Linked DNA regions of Homo sapiens: region 2 is linked to region 1. Evidence: read pairs that join two places in POLR2A ChIA-PET (ENCODE). Cell type or tissue: PC-9. All regions are shown on one strand. Links, peaks and the distances in the headings refer to the core of each region. The heading gives the core; the rest is flanking DNA.

Region 1 (8,323 bases), core at 266-8,265:
TGAGGTGCCTGTGGCACAGGGAGGCACCGGCTGTGGCAGTGAGGCCCAGGCGCGTGGTCACAGTGGCTCTTCACCGCAGGGGCATCCTGCCTGACGCACCTTGGTCCTATGTTCACCAACCCGATCCAAAATGAGCCTAAGGTTGCTCTGGCAATTACTGAAACCCCTTCCCTTTTGTTCTAGAACCATCATTTTAACATTACCATCTGCTTTCGATAATGTCAAGAATAAATTCTTACGGTTCTTTGGGGGTCGTTTTGCGTCTCTTCTCCTCCTACACAGGGAAAACAAAAGAGGATTAAAGGCTAAGAGAGTGTTTTACACCCAGATAGTGCTTCGGTGTTAAGAACTTTGTATAAGTGATTATCATAAAACAGAGAGAAGGGGAGGGAGGCAGTGAGAGGGCCAGCAGGTGAGCTCTGACTCACTCTACCATCTAAAGTCATAGAATACAAAATCTTATAGTCAGGCCCAGCACAGTGGCTCATGCCTGTAATCCCAGCACTTTGGGAGGCCAAGGCACACAGATGACTGGAGGTCAGGAGTTCCAGACCAGCCTGGCCAACATGGCGAAATCACGTCTCTACCAAAAATACAAAGATTAGCCAGGCGGGCACTTGTAATCTCAGATACTCAGAAGGCTGAGGCAGAAGAATTGCTTGAACCCGAGACGTAGAGGTTGCAGTAAGCAGAGATCATGCCACTGCATTCCAGCCTGGGCGACAGAGTGAGTGAGACTCCATCTCAAAATAAATGAATAAATAAATCTCATAACCAAAGACTTCCTGAAAAGATTTAGAGGAAAAGCCAATTTTTTAAAACCTTAGCTTTCCTGTGTAAGTGGACACCTCAAGGTAAACAAATAATTGGCCAGGCACAGGGCCGGGCGCGATGGCTCACGCCTGTAATCCCAGCACTTTGGGAGACCGAGGCGGATGGATCACGAGATCAAGAGATTGAGACCATCCTCGCCAAGATGGTGAAACCCTGTCTCTACTAAAAATACAAAAATTAGTTGGGCGCGGTGGCGCATGCCTGTAGTCCCAGCTACTCAGGAGGCTGAGGCAGGAGAATAGCTTGAACCAGGGAGACAGAGGTTGCAGTGAGCCGATGTCGCACCACTGTACTCCAGCCTGGCGGCAGAGCGAGACTCTGTCTCAAAAAACAAATACATAAGTAAATAAATAAATAAATAAATAAATAAATAAATAAATAAATAACTGGCCAGGCACAGTGGCCCATGCCTGTAATTCCAGCACTTGAAGAAGCCCAGGTGGGAGGACTGCTTGAGCACAGGAGCTCAAGACCAGCCTGGGCAACACAGTAAAACCCTGTCTCTACAAAAATAGAAAGTTAACTGGGTGTAGTGCCATCTGCCTGTAGTCCCAGCTACCTTGAAGGCCCAGGTGGGAGGATTGCTTCAGCCCAGGAGTTTGCGGCTATGGTAGCTATGACTGTACCACTGCACTCCAGCCTCGACAAGAGTGAGACCCTGTCTCAAAAATAAATACTAAAATGTAAAGGTAAGCAAACAATTGATGAGGGGGTATACAGACCGAGTCATGTCCCCTGCAAAATTCATATGTTAAGACTAACCTGCTATGTGACTGTATTTGGATGTAGAGTCTTTAAGAGACAATTATGGTTAAATGAGGTAATAAAGGTGGGGCCCCATCCAATAAGACCAATGTCCTTGTATTTTTTGTTGTTGGTTTTGAGACAGAGTCTTGCTGTGTCCCCAGCCTGGAGTGCAATGGTGTGATCTCGGCTCACTGCAACCTCTACCTCCTGGGTTCAAGTGACTCTCCTGCCTCAGCTTCCCAAGCAGCTGGGATTACAGGCCCCTATCACCACAACTGGCTAATTTTTGTATTTTTAGTAGAGACAGGGTTTCACCATGTTGTCCAGGCTGGTTTCAAACTCCTGACCTCAGGTGATGCGCCTGCCTTGGCCTCCCAAAGTGCTGAAAAGACAGGCGTGAGCCGCTGTGCCCAGCATTTTTTTTTTTTTTTGAGACAGAGTCTTGCTCTGTTGTCCAGGCAGGAGTACAGTGGCACGATCTCAGCTCACAGCAATCTCCGCCTCCTGGGTTCAAGCAATTCTCATGCCTCAGGCTTCCAAGCAGCTGGGACTACAGGCATATGCCACCACGCCCAGCTAATTTTGCTGTGTCCCCAGCCTGGAGTGCGATCTCGGCTCACTGCAACCTCCACCTCCCAGGCTCAAGCGATTCTCCTATCTCAGCCTCTCGAGTAGCTGGGACTACGGGCGTGCACCACCATGCCCAGATAATTTTTGTATTTTTAGTAGAGACAGGGTTTCACCATATTGGTCAGGCTGGTCTTGAACTCCTGACCTCATGTGATTCACCCGCTTCAGCCTCTCAAAGTGCTGGGATTACAGGCGTGCGCCACCACGCCCAGTCTTCTTTTTCCTAAGACCAGCCTGGGCAACATGGCGAAACCCCGTCTTGGGGAAAAAAAAAAAAAAAAAAAAGAAAGAAAGAAAAGTGAGACCTTTACCTTTTCATCCTCGTCTTTTTCATCAGAAATCTGTGGATTTACTTTTTCAGGTTCTTTTTCTTCGGGCCTCCGTTTGGCAGCTCTGCAGGGTGAACAGATACACAGCAAGTAGCAGCTTAGAAACACTAACCACATCGCCAACTCGCACGGAAAGTGACAAACTAATGCCTCCCCATGGGAAAGCAAGATACCCATGGGAGCTCTATAGGCACACTGCCAGCTTGTCATCCCGAGACGAGGCCTTCAGAGGCCCCAGGGTCCCCACACATCTACATCACCACAGGTTTCTAGAACAGGCTTTTTTTTTTTTTTTTTTTTGAGACAGAGTTTCACTCTTGTCCAGGCTGGAGTGCAGTGGCGCAATCTTGGCTCACTGCAACCTCCACCTCCTGGCTTCTAGCAGTTCTGCCTCAGCCTTCCGAGTAGCTGGGATTATAGGCACCCGCCACCACACCCAGCTAATTTTTGTATTTTTAGTACAGACAGGGTTCCACCATGTTGGCCAGGCTAGGCTGGTCTCGAACTCCTGACCTCAGGTGATTCACCCACCTCAGCCTCCCAAAGTGCTGGGATTACAGGTGCAAGCCACCACACCTGGCCTAGAACAGGCTTTCTACTGATCCAGATGACACAAAAGCACAAGCATTTTAAACACTTACAGATCTTTGGGTTGACTTCTGTGCTTCTTCTCATCCTGACAGAAAAATAAGGGGGAGGTAGAGAGATAAAGAAGGGAAAAAATTAGTTTCTGAGCCAGAGTGAGATAAAATGCAAACACTGAAGTTACAGGTTAGGGATCCCAGCACTGTGGAGCTGGAAGACAGGCAGGCCTGGGCAGATCTACCGGGTAGACACGAGGCTTCACTTTCCCTCACTTAATTCCCCACCTGAAACTAACAAGAGGGCACTAAAGAACCTCCTAGACCAGGGCTTGGCAAACTGTTTTTGTAAGAGCCAGAGGATCAGTATTTTCAGCTTTGCTGACCACGTGGTCTGTGTCAGGATGATCATCTCTGCTATGGTAGCACAAAAGCACCCACAGGCAAAATGTAAATGAGAAAGTGTGGCTCTGTTCCAATAAAACTTTATTTACAGGCTGTGTGCAGTGGCATGTGCCTGTAAACCCAGCACTTTGGGAAGCTAAGGCAGGAGGATTGCTTGATGCCAGGAGTTCGAGGCCAGCCTGGGCAACATGCTGAGACCCCATCTCTGCAAAATATACTATATATATATATGACACAGGCTGGTCAGCTCGGGGGGCCCTGCACCGGGGCCAACAGCTCCTAAGGGCTGACACAAGCTCCTCCCCAGGTTCAGAGGACAGGCTGCCTCTCCTGTCTTCACTGCAGGAAGCCCAGAGGGCATTTACTACTCCAGGACTCAAGGTCTTCAGGAACACCATCAATACCCCATCTGAATGTTGGTCAGAGATGCCAGTGGTTTAATACAAAAAGCAGCATATATATATGGTTAATATATACATATATATGGAGAGAGAGAGAGAGATTGATTCACTCTTGTTGCCCAGGCTGGAGTGCAATGGTATGATCTTGGCTCACCTCTGCCTCTCAGGTTCAAACGATTCTCCTGCCTCGGCCTCTCTAGTAGCTGGGATTACAGGCATTCGCCACCACACCCAGCTAATTCTGTATTTTTAGTAGAGCTGGGGTTTCACCATGTTGGTCAGGCTGATTTCAAACTCCTGACTTCAGGTGATCCGCCCACCTCAGTGTCCCAAAATGCTGGGATTATAGGCGTGAGACACCGCGCCTGGCTTACAAAAAATAAGTTTAAAAAGTAGACATCCATGGTGGTGCATGCCTGTAGTGCCAGCTACTTGGGAGGCTGAGGTGGGAGGATCACTTGAACCCAGGAGACTGCAGTGAGCTATGATAGCACCACTGCACTCCTGCACTCTAGCCTGGGAAACAGAGCAAGATCCTGTCTCAAAAACAAACAAACAAACAAACAAACAAACACGCCGGGCGTGGTGCCTCACACACATAATCCCAGCACCTTGGGAGGCTGAGGCAGGTGGATTGTTTGAGATCAGGAGTTAGAGACCAGCCTGGCCAACATGGTGAATCCCTGTCTCTACTAAAAATATAAAAATTAGCTAGGCATAGTAGCACACGCCTGTAATCCCAGCTACTCAGGAGGCTGAGACAGGAGAATCACTTGAACCTGGGAGGTGGAGGTTGCAGTGACTCGAGATCACACCATTGCATGACAGAGAGAGACTATCTTAAAAAAAAAAAAAAAAAAAAAAAAAAAAAAAAAAAAAAAAAAAAGAACAAACCAAACAGACTGAATGCAACGGTTCATGCCTGTAATCCTACCACTCCGCCACTTTGGGGGACTGAGATAGGTGGATAACTCGAGTCTAGGAGTTTGACTGAGACCAGCCTGGGCAACATGGCAAAACCCTATCTCTACAAAAAATTAAAAAAAAAAATTAGCTGGACATGGTGGTGCCTGCCTATAGTCCCAGCTACTTGGGAGGCTGAGGCGGGAAGATCACCTGAGCCTGGGAGGTCGAGGCTACAGTGAACCGTGATTGCACCACTGCATTCCAGCCTGGGTGACAAAGCAAGACCCTGTCTCTTGGGATGGGGGACAGTGGCTCTTAGAGCTTTGGGAGGCAGAGATGGCACCTCCTGTGCAAGGGGCCCCCTGGGGTGGAACAGCCAACAATCCTTGTTCTCTGGGCACTGCTTTTATTATTATTACCATATTATTTTTTTGAGACAGAGTCTCGCTCTGTTGCCCAGGCTGGAGTGCAGCGGCATAATCTTGGCTCACTGCAACCTCTGCCTCCTGGGTTCAAGTGATTCTCCTACCTCAGCCTCCCAAGTAGCTGGGATTAGAGGCACATGCCACCATGCCCGGCTAATTTTTATATTTTTAGGTGACACCGGATTTCACCATGTTGGCCTGGCTGGTCTCAGACTCCTGACCTCAAGTGATCCACCCACCTCAGCCTCCCAAAGTGCTGGGATTACAGTAGTGAGCCACCATGCCCAGCCCTCACATCCCTTTCTACCATGAGGCAAAAGTGCTGGCAGTGTGAGCTCAGGCCCCTGCCAGTTTCCAATAGAGGGCAGGGAGTAATGTGACTACTCCAGTCTGAAGGAGTGCTGACAGTAAGGTGACCAACATTTGGACAGAAGAGGTGAGGGATGGGAGGCTGGAGGCAATACCAAAGGCTCCCCTGCTATGGGGTGGGGATGGAAGCCCACTGGCGACCGGGTCAGAAGTGAGGGTGCTTGTCACCCAGCAAGCCCGTGACCTTGGGCTCCACTCTCTAGATTGTAACAGGCAGAAACCCAGAGACCCTCTTGGGGTCTTCGGCATCTCTTAGATAGGGACCCGCCGCCCCCCACCGATGACCTAGCTCCCTTCCCTAGAGTTCATGCAGGAGGGCCTGCAGGCAACCTGGCCATCCTGTACTTTGACAGAGGCCCAGCAGTGTTCCACATGATGCTTTAGGGTTTAAACGCATGCACTTGGCTAAACTAGACTGGGGAGGCTGGCAGGGGGAGAGCTAGACTCAGAACGTAGGAGGCTGGGAAAGAATCAAAGGTGTGGCTGACATGTGCGTCAGAGCTGACTGTGTGTCAAGGCTTCTCAGCAGTGAGGCCTCAGGAGAGGATGCTTCATGCACATCTCAGCCCAGGCTCACACAGACCCTCTCTAGTGTGAAAGACAGAGGACAACTGAGTGTTCACTAGGCATCCAGCACAGGCATCCAGCCACAAATCCCGGCCCCCAAAAGGAGGAAAAGGTGACCTTCCCAGAGTCTGGATGGCCCCATGGAGCCTGGGTGGATGGGGCTGGACTTGAACCCAGAGCCCCACCCTGCGCACTCCCGCCCAAGCAAACAGGAGCAGAAGAATGAGGGGGAGTTCAGAAACAAATAACCCGCCTTTACTTTCTCGTCTCCATCTTCGTCCTCGTCAGCCTGCACGCCTGCCCTGGCTTCTCTGTCCGGCTCCTCCTTCAGTTTCTGTTTGGGTGTTCTGTCACAGAAGACAACACACACACAGGCTGGTCAGCTCGGGGGGGGCCCTGCACCGGGGCCAACAGCTCCTAAGGGCTGACACAAGCTCCTCCCCAGGTTCAGAGGACAGGCTGCCTCTCCTGTCTTCACTGCAGGAAGCCCAGAGGGCATTTACTACTCCAGGACTCAAGGTCTTCAGGAACACCATCAATACCCCATCTGAATGTTGGTCAGAGATGCCAGTGGTTTAATACAAAAAGCAGACAAAGGGATGTCATGATTTCCGTGGCCTGATGGGAATCCAGCCTGCGGTGGAGGAAGACCCATGTCTGGCCTGCCTAGGTTGAGAGCTGGGCTGATGTGCGATCAGCGTCAGTCAGTGACCGTGGACAGCTGACTGCACACAGGGGTCCGAGTCTTCACCTCCCACTCTGCCAGGGCCCTGCCGCTCAGGTGGGGTATTCTGCCCACCTCTGGATTCAGGCTCAGTCTCAAAATTTGCTTCAGCTAATTGTTTTCTTTTTCTTTTTTCCTTTTTTTTTTTCTTGAGGCAGAGTCTCGCTCTATCACCTACCCTGGAGTGCAGTGATGTGATCTCAGCTCACTGCAACCACCGCCTCCCGGGTTCAAGTGATTCTCCTGCCTCAGTCTCCCAAGTAGCTGGGACCACAGGCATGCACCACCACACCCAGCTAATTTTTTGTATTTTTATTAGAGACGGGGTTTCACCATGTTGGCCAGGCTGATCTTGAACTCCTGACCTCAAGTGATCCACCCGCCTCAGCCTCTCAAAGTGCTGAGATTATAGGCGCGAGCTACTGCACCTGGCCCAACTTTTTTCAACAGAGGTTTGAAAAAGTGCTACTTTTCATTTCTGCCCTTGTGGTCTGGCACAGCCACAAGCGTGTACCCAGCCTGGCCAAATTGCGGAGGCAGAGCTGGGTCAGCCCAGCCATCCCCACTAAGCCACCTCAAGATCAGCCGACAGCCACCAAGCTGTAGACAAGTGAGCTTGAAAAATGCTCACTGTTCTAGGCCTCTGGCCTTGGAGCCATTTGTCACACAGCATTTTCACAGTGAAAGGTAAGTGACACAGCTGCTCACCTGATGGCCTTTCACTACCACATGACACACAGCTGTGTGACCAACCCTGAGAAGGGCCCTGGGGTTGGGAGGAGAAATCGAAGCTAACTTCACCCCGTAATCCCAGCACTTTGGGAGGCGAGGCAGGTGGGTCACGGAGGTCAGGAGTTCAAGACCAGCCTGACCAATATGGTGAAACCCTGTCTCTACTAAAAATACGAAAATTAGTTGGGCATGGTGGTACAGGCCCATACTCCCAGCTACTCGGGAGGCTGAGACAGGAGAATTGCTTGAGCCCGGGAGGTGGGGGTTGCAGTGAGCCAGGATTGCACCACTGTACTCCAGCCTGGGTGACACAGCAAGACTCCGTCTCAAAATTAAATTAAATTAAATTAAAGTTAAAAAAGTTAACTTCAGCCTTCACTTCAGGGTGGTCTCACCTTTCACAAGCAGAACTTGCCCACATAAGAGACATATGATTAGTGCCCACTGTTCCACACCAACCCGTTATTTTACCAAGATACTTATGTTAGCAATTCAGTTTCACAACAAAGCACAAAGGCAGGTTCGCTGCACTTACGGTTCTTTGGTTTGACTTCGGAGTCTCTTTTCTTCCTAAGTTGCAGGGAAAAAAGACAAGTTAATTTTTTCCATTTGGTTTGGATCTTTCTATTAAAGTGTCCTATGGAAATAAAACACCTGAACTGATTCTAGAGTC
Region 2 (8,323 bases), core at 90-8,089, 56 kb after region 1:
TTTTAAAAAGATATAAGTGTGGTCTTCAGTGACTCACTGGGTTCCAATCCTGGCCCCTTGACTCCCATGCTACTTGACCTTGGGTGAATTACTTAACCTCTCTGTGCCTCGGTTTCTTTATCTGTCAAAAAGCCAATAATAGCACCTACTCTATAGGATTATTGTGAGGATTCCAGAAGTTTGCAGATGTCAAATGATTCTCACAGTGCCCAGCACACGAGCACACATTAGACTTTTTATTTTTTGAGACAGGGTCTCACTCTGTTGCCCAGGCTGGAATGCAGTGGCATGACCACAGTTCATTGCAGCCTCGGTCACCTAGGCTCAAAGAATCCTCCCACCTCAGCCTCCAGAGTGGCCAGGACTATAGACACGTTCCACCACACCAGGGTATATATGTATTTATTTACTTACTTTTACAGATGAGGTCTCACTATGTTGCCCAGGCTCATCTCAAACTCCTGGCCCCAAGTGATCCTCCCGCATTGGTCTCCCAAAGGGCTGGGATTACAGGCATGAGCCACCATGCCTGGCCCTATTTTCTTTTCTTTCCTTTTTTTTTTTTTTTTTGAGACAGAGTCTTGCTCCATCACCCAGGCTGGAGTGCGGTGGCGCGATCTCGGCTCACTGCAAGCTCCGCCTCCCAGGTTCACGCCATTCTCCTGCCTCAGCCTCCCAAGTAGCTGGGATTACAGGTGCCCACCACCACGCCTGCTTAATTTTGTATTTTTAGTAGAGATGGGGTTTCACCATGCTGGCCAGGCTGGTTTCAAACTCCTGACCTCAGGTGATCCACTCGCCTCGGCATTCCAAAGTGCTGGGATTACAGGAGTGAGCTCCCACACCTGGCACTATTTTCTTTTCTTTTTTTTATTTGTTTCTGTTTTGTTTTGTTTGTTTTGGTGGTCTAAAATAAATTTTTTAATTGCACATTTGTGTCTTGGGTTATCTGTGGGGTGAGAAACCTATTCCTCACTTCCAATCCCAGCTATCCAGGTACAATCTGGTGTTGTGGTCTGGCTGTGGGCAAGGGGTACAGGTGGGTGCAGAGCTGGCCCTCGAGTCTGCACCAACGTCTTCAAGGCAGGGAGCTCAGACCATGGTTGTACTTGCACTGCTTTGGGGCCTCATTGAAGCCCTCACACAGGGACAGGTCATTCTCAGTGGTCGAACAGTCCAGGAACTGCCTGATCTTGTAGGTGCAGAGCCCCATCTGTAGGGGCTGGGAGGCAGCACCGGTGGGGGTCTGACTGGCCAGTCGGCCACACTGTGGCTTCCCCAAGGCCTGGTGGCTGTGGTGAGACCTTATTATATTAGATATTAGATATTATTATATTAGATATTAGAGACGGCAATGGCGGCAGCAGTTCTGTCGCAGGGACAAATGCCGCCCCCCCTTTTTTTTTTTTTTGAGATGCAGTTTCGCTCCTGTTGCCCAGGCTGGAGTGCAAAGGCGCGATCTTGGCTCACTGCAACCTCTGCCTCCCGGGTTCAAGCAATTCTCCAGCCTCAGCCTCCCCGGTAGCTATGATTACAGGCGCTCGCCACCACGCCCAGCTAATTTTTTTTTTTGAGACAGAGTCTCACTCTGTTGCCCAGGCTGGAGTGCAGTGGCGCAATCTCGGCTCACTGCAACCTCCATCCCCCGGGTTCAAGAATTCTCCTGCCTCAGCCTCCCTAGTAGCTGCGACTACAGGTGCGTGCCACCACGCCCAGCTAGCTTTTGTATTTTTAGTAGAGACAGGGTTTCACCATGTTGGCCAGGCTGGTCTTGAACTCCTGACTTCATGATCCACCCGTCTTGGCCTCCCAAAGTGCTGGGATTGCAGGCATGATCCCAGGTGTAATCCCAAAATTAGGCACATGGCCTAATTTTGTATTTTTAGTAGAGATAGGGTTTCACCATGCTGGCCAGGCTGGTTTCAAACTCTTGACCTTGGCTGGGCACAGTGGCTCACGCCTGTAATCCCAGCACTTTGGGAGGCCTAGGCAAGCAGATCACTTGAGGCCAGGAGTTCGACACCAGCCTGACCAACATGATGAAACCCCCGTCTCTACTATAAATACAAAAATTAGCCAGGCTTGGTGGCACATGCCTGTAATGCCAGCTACTCGGGAGGCTGAGGCAGGAGAATCACTTGAACTCAGGAGGTGGAGGTTGTAGTGAGTCGAGATCACATCATTGCACTCCAGCCTGGGCATCAGAATAAGACTCCGTCTCAAAAACAAAACAAAACAAAACAAAAAAACTCCTGACCTCAGGTGATCTGCCCACCTCGGCCTCCCAAAGTGGTGGGATTACAGGCATGAGCCACCGTGCCCGGCCCTATTTTATTTTCTTCCTAGCACTTAACACTCACTGAAATGACCATCATTTGCTTTTGTTTTATTTATTCAACAAGTATTTACTGAGGACCTACTGTGTGTAGGCATTCCAGGCAGAGGGAACAGCAGGTGCAAAGGCCCTGGGGTGGGAACATGCCAAGTAGTGTTTAAGATGTTAGAGATAGCCAGGCATGGTGGCTCATGCCTGTAATCCCAGCACTTTGGGAGGCTGAGGTGGGAGGAGCACTGAGCCCAGGAGTTTGAGAGCAGCCTGGGCAACATGGTGAAACCCTGTCTCTACAAACAATACAAAAAAGCAGGCCAGTGTGTTGGCACATACCTGTAGTTCCACCTACTTGGGAGATTGAGGTGGGAGGATGGCTTGAGCCCAGGAGGTCAAGGCTGCGGTGAGCTGTGATTACGTCACTGCACTCCAGCCTGGGTGACAGAGTCAGACCCTGTATCAAAAAAAAAAAAAAAGTTAGAGAGCCATAAATAGCCAGGCAAGTTGGCTCACACCTGTAATCTCAGCACTTTGGGAGGTTGAGGCAGGCAGATCTCTTAAGCCTAGGAGTTCAAGACCAGCCTGGGCAACATGGAAGAATCATGTCTCTACAAAAAAAGAAAATTAGCAGGCTTATAATCCCAGTTACTAGGAAGCCTGAGGTGGAAGTATCACCTGAGCCCATGAGCCCAGGAGGTTGAGGCTGTAGTGAGCTGTGATTGCACCACTGCACTTGAGCCTGGGTAACAGAGTAAGACCTTGTCTCAAAAAAAAACAAAAAAACAACACTGGAGATACATTAGTAAATAAGGCAGGTGCAGTCCTATATTCACAGTGCTTGTATTTTAATGGGGGTAGAGACAGATAAATTGATACATATTAGGTTGGTGCTAAAATCATTGCGGTTTTTGCCATTAAAAGTCATTGTAGGCTGGGCACGGTAGCTCACGCCTGTAATCCCAGCACTTTGGGGGGCCGAGGTGGGTGGATCACAAGGTCAGGAGATTGAGACCATCCTGGCTAACACGGTGAAACCCTGTCTCTACTAAAAAAAAAAAATACAAAAAATTAGCCTGGTATGGTGGCGGGCACTAGTAGTCCCAGCTACTCAGGAGGCTGAGGCAGGAGAATGGCGTGAACCCAGGAGGCGGAGTTTGCAGTGAGCCGAGATCGGGCCATACACTCTAGCCTGGGTGACAGAGCGAGACTCCATCTCAAAAAAAAAAAAAAGTCATTGCGGTTTTTGCCATTAAAAGAAATAGCAAAAGTCATTGCAATTTTTGCTATTAAAGGTAATGGCAAAAACCGCAATGACTTTTGCACCAACTTAATAATATATACTGCCAGGTAATAAGCAAGTGACTCCTTTCTGAGGAGGTGGCATTTGAGCAGAGTCCTGAAGGGGGAGATAGAGAACCCTGTGGGTACTTGGGGAAAATCTATTGACTCCAGCCTGGCCTGTGCCTTTTTCCCCCACCCCACCCCCCATCCCATCTAGGGTTCAGGTTTCCAAACAGAGGTTGTTGTCTCAACTGCTAGAGAAGGGGAATTCCGATGGGGGTTGCAGGCCCTCAGCCTCTGCGGTCTGCCTTCTCTCCCACTGGCTGTCCTAGTCTTTGAGCTGGTGTTGCTGTGTGGGGCTCCAGCTTGGGTGCCTAGGGTCCCCCATCAAAGGGTTCATGCCTGAAATCCCAGCACTTTGGGAGGCCAAGGTGGAGGCAGGAGGATCGCTTGAGCCCAGGAGTTCGAGACCAGCCTGGGCAACATAGGGAGACCCCCCATCTCTACAAAAAAAAAAAAAAAAAAAATTAGCCAGGCATGGTGGTGCATGTCTGTGGTCCCAGCTACTTGGGAGGCTGAAGTGAACCATGATGGCACCAACTGCACTACAGCCTAGGCAACAGAGCAAGACCCTGTCTTAAAAAACAAACAAACAAAAAAACTCTAGACTTTTCTTCAAAGGAGCCACTGAGCCGGCTGCCTGCAGACAAAAGAGAAGAGTATCACCAGGGAACCCACCGAGGGACCCACCCGAGGCTGCATCCTATCTTGGCTTCTCCTGGTTCTTGATGAACTTCGTGGCTCCTCCTTCCATGGCAAAGAGGGAGCTAAGTGGCCTCTCTCTGTCTTTTTTTTTGCTCTGCTCTGTCGCGCAGGCTGGAGTGCAGTGCCGTGATCTTGGCTCACTGCATTCTCCACCTCCCGGATTCAAGCAATTCTCTTGCCTCAGCTTCCTGAGTAGCTGGGACTACAGGCACCCGCCACCACACCCAGCTAATTTTTGTATTTTTTGCAGAGACGGGGTTTCCCTATGTTGGCAGGCTGGTCTCGAACTCCTGATCTCAAGTGACCCACCCACCTCAGCCTCCCAAAGTGCTGGAATTATAGGAGTGAGCCACTGCACTCAGCTGAGTGGCCTTTCTCTAGCCCAGTGGTGGATCCAGTATGGTCTGGAGTCAGCCTGCTTGGGTTCAAATCCAGACAGGCGCTACCCCGACTAGCGCTGTGTGACTCTGAGCAGTTTGCTTGATCTCTCTGAACTCACACCTCCATAAGAGTTTATAGTAACTTCCACCTCCTGAGCAGTCAAGTCTTTATGCCTGGAAAGTGCTCGGTGAAGATCAGCCATTACTTTTGGGAACACCGTGTCTAAGGGTGGGTATCTGGGTTCTTTGTAGCCCCCTCAAACCATCTCTCCAGCTCCCCGGGAGGCACATACAATTGGGAGGATGTAGGAGCCTCCCACCACCTGCCAGGCTGTCTCCTTCAGAGAAAGCAGGGAGATCCCAGACCGAGTTAATCCCTGGGAGGTGCAGGTGAGTTGCCCCTGGGAAAGATCCCGGTTGACCTCTGTTTTCTCCTGGCTCAGGCCGGGTTAAGGGTGTCAGGAGCACAGAATGGGAAGGTTGGCAAAGGATGAGTTACTCAGGCAGCAGCCCCCCTCCTGTTCCATCCAGCCCAGCCATGGGGCGCTCCTGGGGGAAATTGCTCCCCGAAAAGACACACCAACCACAGGAAACAGAAATTGAACCGTTTATTAGCCTAGGTCTGGGTTTCAGGCATTGCGGAGGCACGTCTGGGGAGCTCTATGAGGGGAAACAAGCCCCTGACTGGCTCCTTGCCCCCCAAAGACCCGCTCCCCCAGGCTTTGCATTCACAAGAAATTACTCTGAGGCATGAGGTTTCCTTCCCCAAGGTGAGCTGCACCCCAGCTCTCCAGTGGGAGGATGGGCCAGCAATTCCAAAGGGGTCTGGGCAGGACCAGAGCTCCCCGACTTTGGCAGCTTCAACACAAACATGAGCAGACAGGACAGCATTCATTCTGGGGGAAATGTGACGAGGAGAGGAGGGTCACAGACATCACGCCTATGTGCACACGCGCGCGCGCACACACATACACACACACACACATAAATATACGTTTGTACCGTAACATCCCTTCCATTATCCACAGGTTTTTGTGAAGTCCTTCTGGGGGGTTAGGGGAGAGTGTCCCCAGGAAATGTCCCTAGCCACTGCCACCCCCATGCTCCATTCTATATAACTTGAAAGAAGAAGGCCGGGCACAGTGGCTCACGCCTGTAATCCCAGCAATTGGGGAGGCCGAGGCGGGCGGATCACTTGAGGTCAGGAGTTTGAGACCAGCCTGGCCAACGTAGTGAAACCCTGTCTCTACTAAAAATACAAAAATTAGCCAGACATGGTGGCAGGTGCCTGTAGTCCCAGCTACTCGAGAGGCTGAAGCAGGAGAATCGCTTGAACCCGGGAGGTGGAGGTGGCAGTGAACGGAGATTGAACCACTGCCACCTCAGCCTGGGTGACACAGTGAGACTCCATCTCAAAAACAAAACAAAAATCTTGAAACTGTCTCAAAAAAAAAATCTTGAAAGAAGACACAGCGGGGTTCTTGAAAGAAGACACAGAGAAGGCTCAAGGCTTCTCTCTGCCTTGCTCAGGAGACCTGGTACCTTAGCTGGGGCTGCAGGTGTGGAGCTGAGAATAGCTTGGGGGGTGGCTGTTTTTGAAAGGAGGGTGTCTGTGCAAATATCACACCCAGAATTTTCTCAAGTTGCGCCTTGCATCAAGAGTCCCAAAGTCCTCCCCAGCCACCCAAACTCGTTTTTCTCACTTTTGGTGATTATTCTGTGCCCCAAATAGTGCAACTGAGCAATGAGGTCTGAGAATGAGGAATGGACCTCAGCCGCCATCCCCTCCCCACCTCCAGCCGTGGTTTCCGGGCCTCAGAGAGACGGGGAGAAGTCGTCAAGTGGCAGCTGATGAAATTTGGGGAAGCTGTGGATTTGGGCTCTGGATGGTCAGAGAGGAGGCCTCTAGCTCCTCAGGACAGTGGTTCTGTAGTCGCACGAAGTTGCCCAGAGAAGGTGGCAGGAGGAATACATTCGAAAAGGAGAAATCGGTGCAGGACTAGGGGCCAGGGAAGAAAATGCAGAAATTCTTTGTACCGCCAGGTGAGGTGGCTTACGCCTGTAATCCCACACTTTGGGAGGCCAACACGGGCGGATCATGAGGTCAGGAGTTCGAGACCAGCCTGGCCAACATGGTGAAACCCCGTCTCTACTAAAAATACAAAAAAAAAAAAAATTACCTGGGCGTGGTGGTAGGCACCTGTAATCCCAGCTACTCAGGAGGCTCAGGCTGGAGAATCGCTTGAACCTGGGAGGTGGAGGTTGCAGTGAGCTGAGACCGTACCACTGCACTCTCCAGCCTGGGCAACAGAGCGAGACTTCATCTCAAAAAAAAAAAAAAAAAAAAAAAAAAAAAAAAAAAAAGCCGGGCACGGTGGCTCACGCCTGTAATCCCAGCACTTTGGGAGGCCGAGGCGGGCGGATCACGAGGTCAGGAGATCAAGACCATCCTGGCTAACACGGTGAAACCCCATCTCTACTAAAGGTACAAAAAATTAGCCAGGTGTGGTGGCAGGCGCCTATAGTCCCAGCTACTTGGGAGGCTGAGGCAGGAGAACGACATGAACCCAGGAGGCGGAGCTTGCGGTGAGCCGAGATCACGCCACTGCACTCCAGCCTGGGCAGCAGTGCAAGATTCCGTCTCAAAAAAAAAAAAAAATCCTTTGTACCAGGTGGTAAAGTGCTCCTGCCCTGAGCTCCCCTTAAATGCTGCCTGCCCTCACCCTGGCTCTTCACAGGTCCCCTGCCCTGGCCTCCCCAGGATCCAGTTCTAAAGGGGTCACACTAGCCACTGGACTGGCCCTCAGGACCGCACTGCAACACTGCTATGTGACTAGTCAGTGCCTTATCTGGCCTTTCCAGGTGTGAAATATTTGCAACATCACCCAGGTCTGTGGGGCGGGGGCATCTGGCTCAGTAGCCCCAAGTCTCTATCTGGGGTCACCCAGTGGCCTCTCCATGAACCCCTCTGCCCTGGCCTGGTTGTTGGTCCACCCCCACCCTCAGACCACCGTGTTGCCCTCCAGAAACGTGGGTGACGTGGGCATGTGCATGCCCCTCTCCAGGGAGCTGGAGCTGCGGAGTGGCAGGAGGTGGTGGCCCGGGGTCCCGCCCCGCCTCCGTCCTTGCACCCCCACCCCCGGCCTCCAGCACTGCAGCGGCCGAAGCACCTCCCGCCGCAGGTCCCGGCTGCGCCACGTGTAGATGACGGGGTTGAGCAGGGAATTCAGGGTGGAGACGGCGAAAAAGTAGTGGGCTTTGTAGAGGATCGGGCAGGAGTGGACGGGACAGGCATAGTCCAGAAGGAGGATGCTGAAGGCGGGCAGCCAGCAGACGATAAAGACGCCTAGCACGATGGTGACCGTCTTGAGCAGGGCTAGCGTCTGCGGGGCGGCCATGTCAGCGTGGCTTGAGCGGACCACGCAGTAGATGCGCACGTACAGGGCCACGATGGCCAACAGGATGATGGAGAAGATGGTCACCACGCACAGCACATAATGCTTGGCGTAGAGAGGCAGGACAGTGGAGCAGGCCTCGAGGTGGCCCAGGCAGTTCCAGCCAAGGATGG

What was found. ChIA-PET counts read pairs that join two places held together with the same protein. Peaks named below come from ENCODE experiments on the same cell type or tissue, not always from the same donor. Only the 100,000 strongest peaks of a DNase experiment are listed, where the experiment ranks them.
Region 2: POLR2A ChIA-PET joins it to region 1 with 9 read pairs; 7 of 35 experiments call an interaction of 5 or more read pairs at or near these places.

Annotation. Positions count from the first base shown.
Region 1 is chr19:10,160,145-10,168,467 of GRCh38, forward strand. It overlaps DNMT1 (DNA methyltransferase 1), which reads right to left. Exons shown (of 41, transcript NM_001130823.3): 10 at 8,186-8,220; 11 at 6,454-6,541; 12 at 3,182-3,216; 13 at 2,523-2,604; 14 at 240-274. Among named protein-coding and RNA genes, the nearest start is that of DNMT1, 31 kb to the right of the region's middle. In PC-9, for the core only: no CTCF peak of the experiment used is centred there; no DNase peak of the experiment used is centred there.
Region 2 is chr19:10,216,087-10,224,409 of GRCh38, forward strand. S1PR2 (sphingosine-1-phosphate receptor 2) reads right to left here. Exons shown (of 2, transcript NM_004230.4): 2 at 5,347-8,323. The coding sequence ends at 7,758. It also overlaps the pseudogene LOC103689916. Among named protein-coding and RNA genes, the nearest start is that of MIR4322, 10 kb to the right of the region's middle. RefSeq lists enhancers at 3,480-3,980, 3,621-3,670, 3,801-4,030, 3,981-4,481, 4,251-4,330. In PC-9, for the core only: CTCF peaks have their summits at 3,741 and 3,940; DNase peaks (open chromatin) are centred at 2,675 and 3,735; H3K27ac peaks cover 1,286 bases.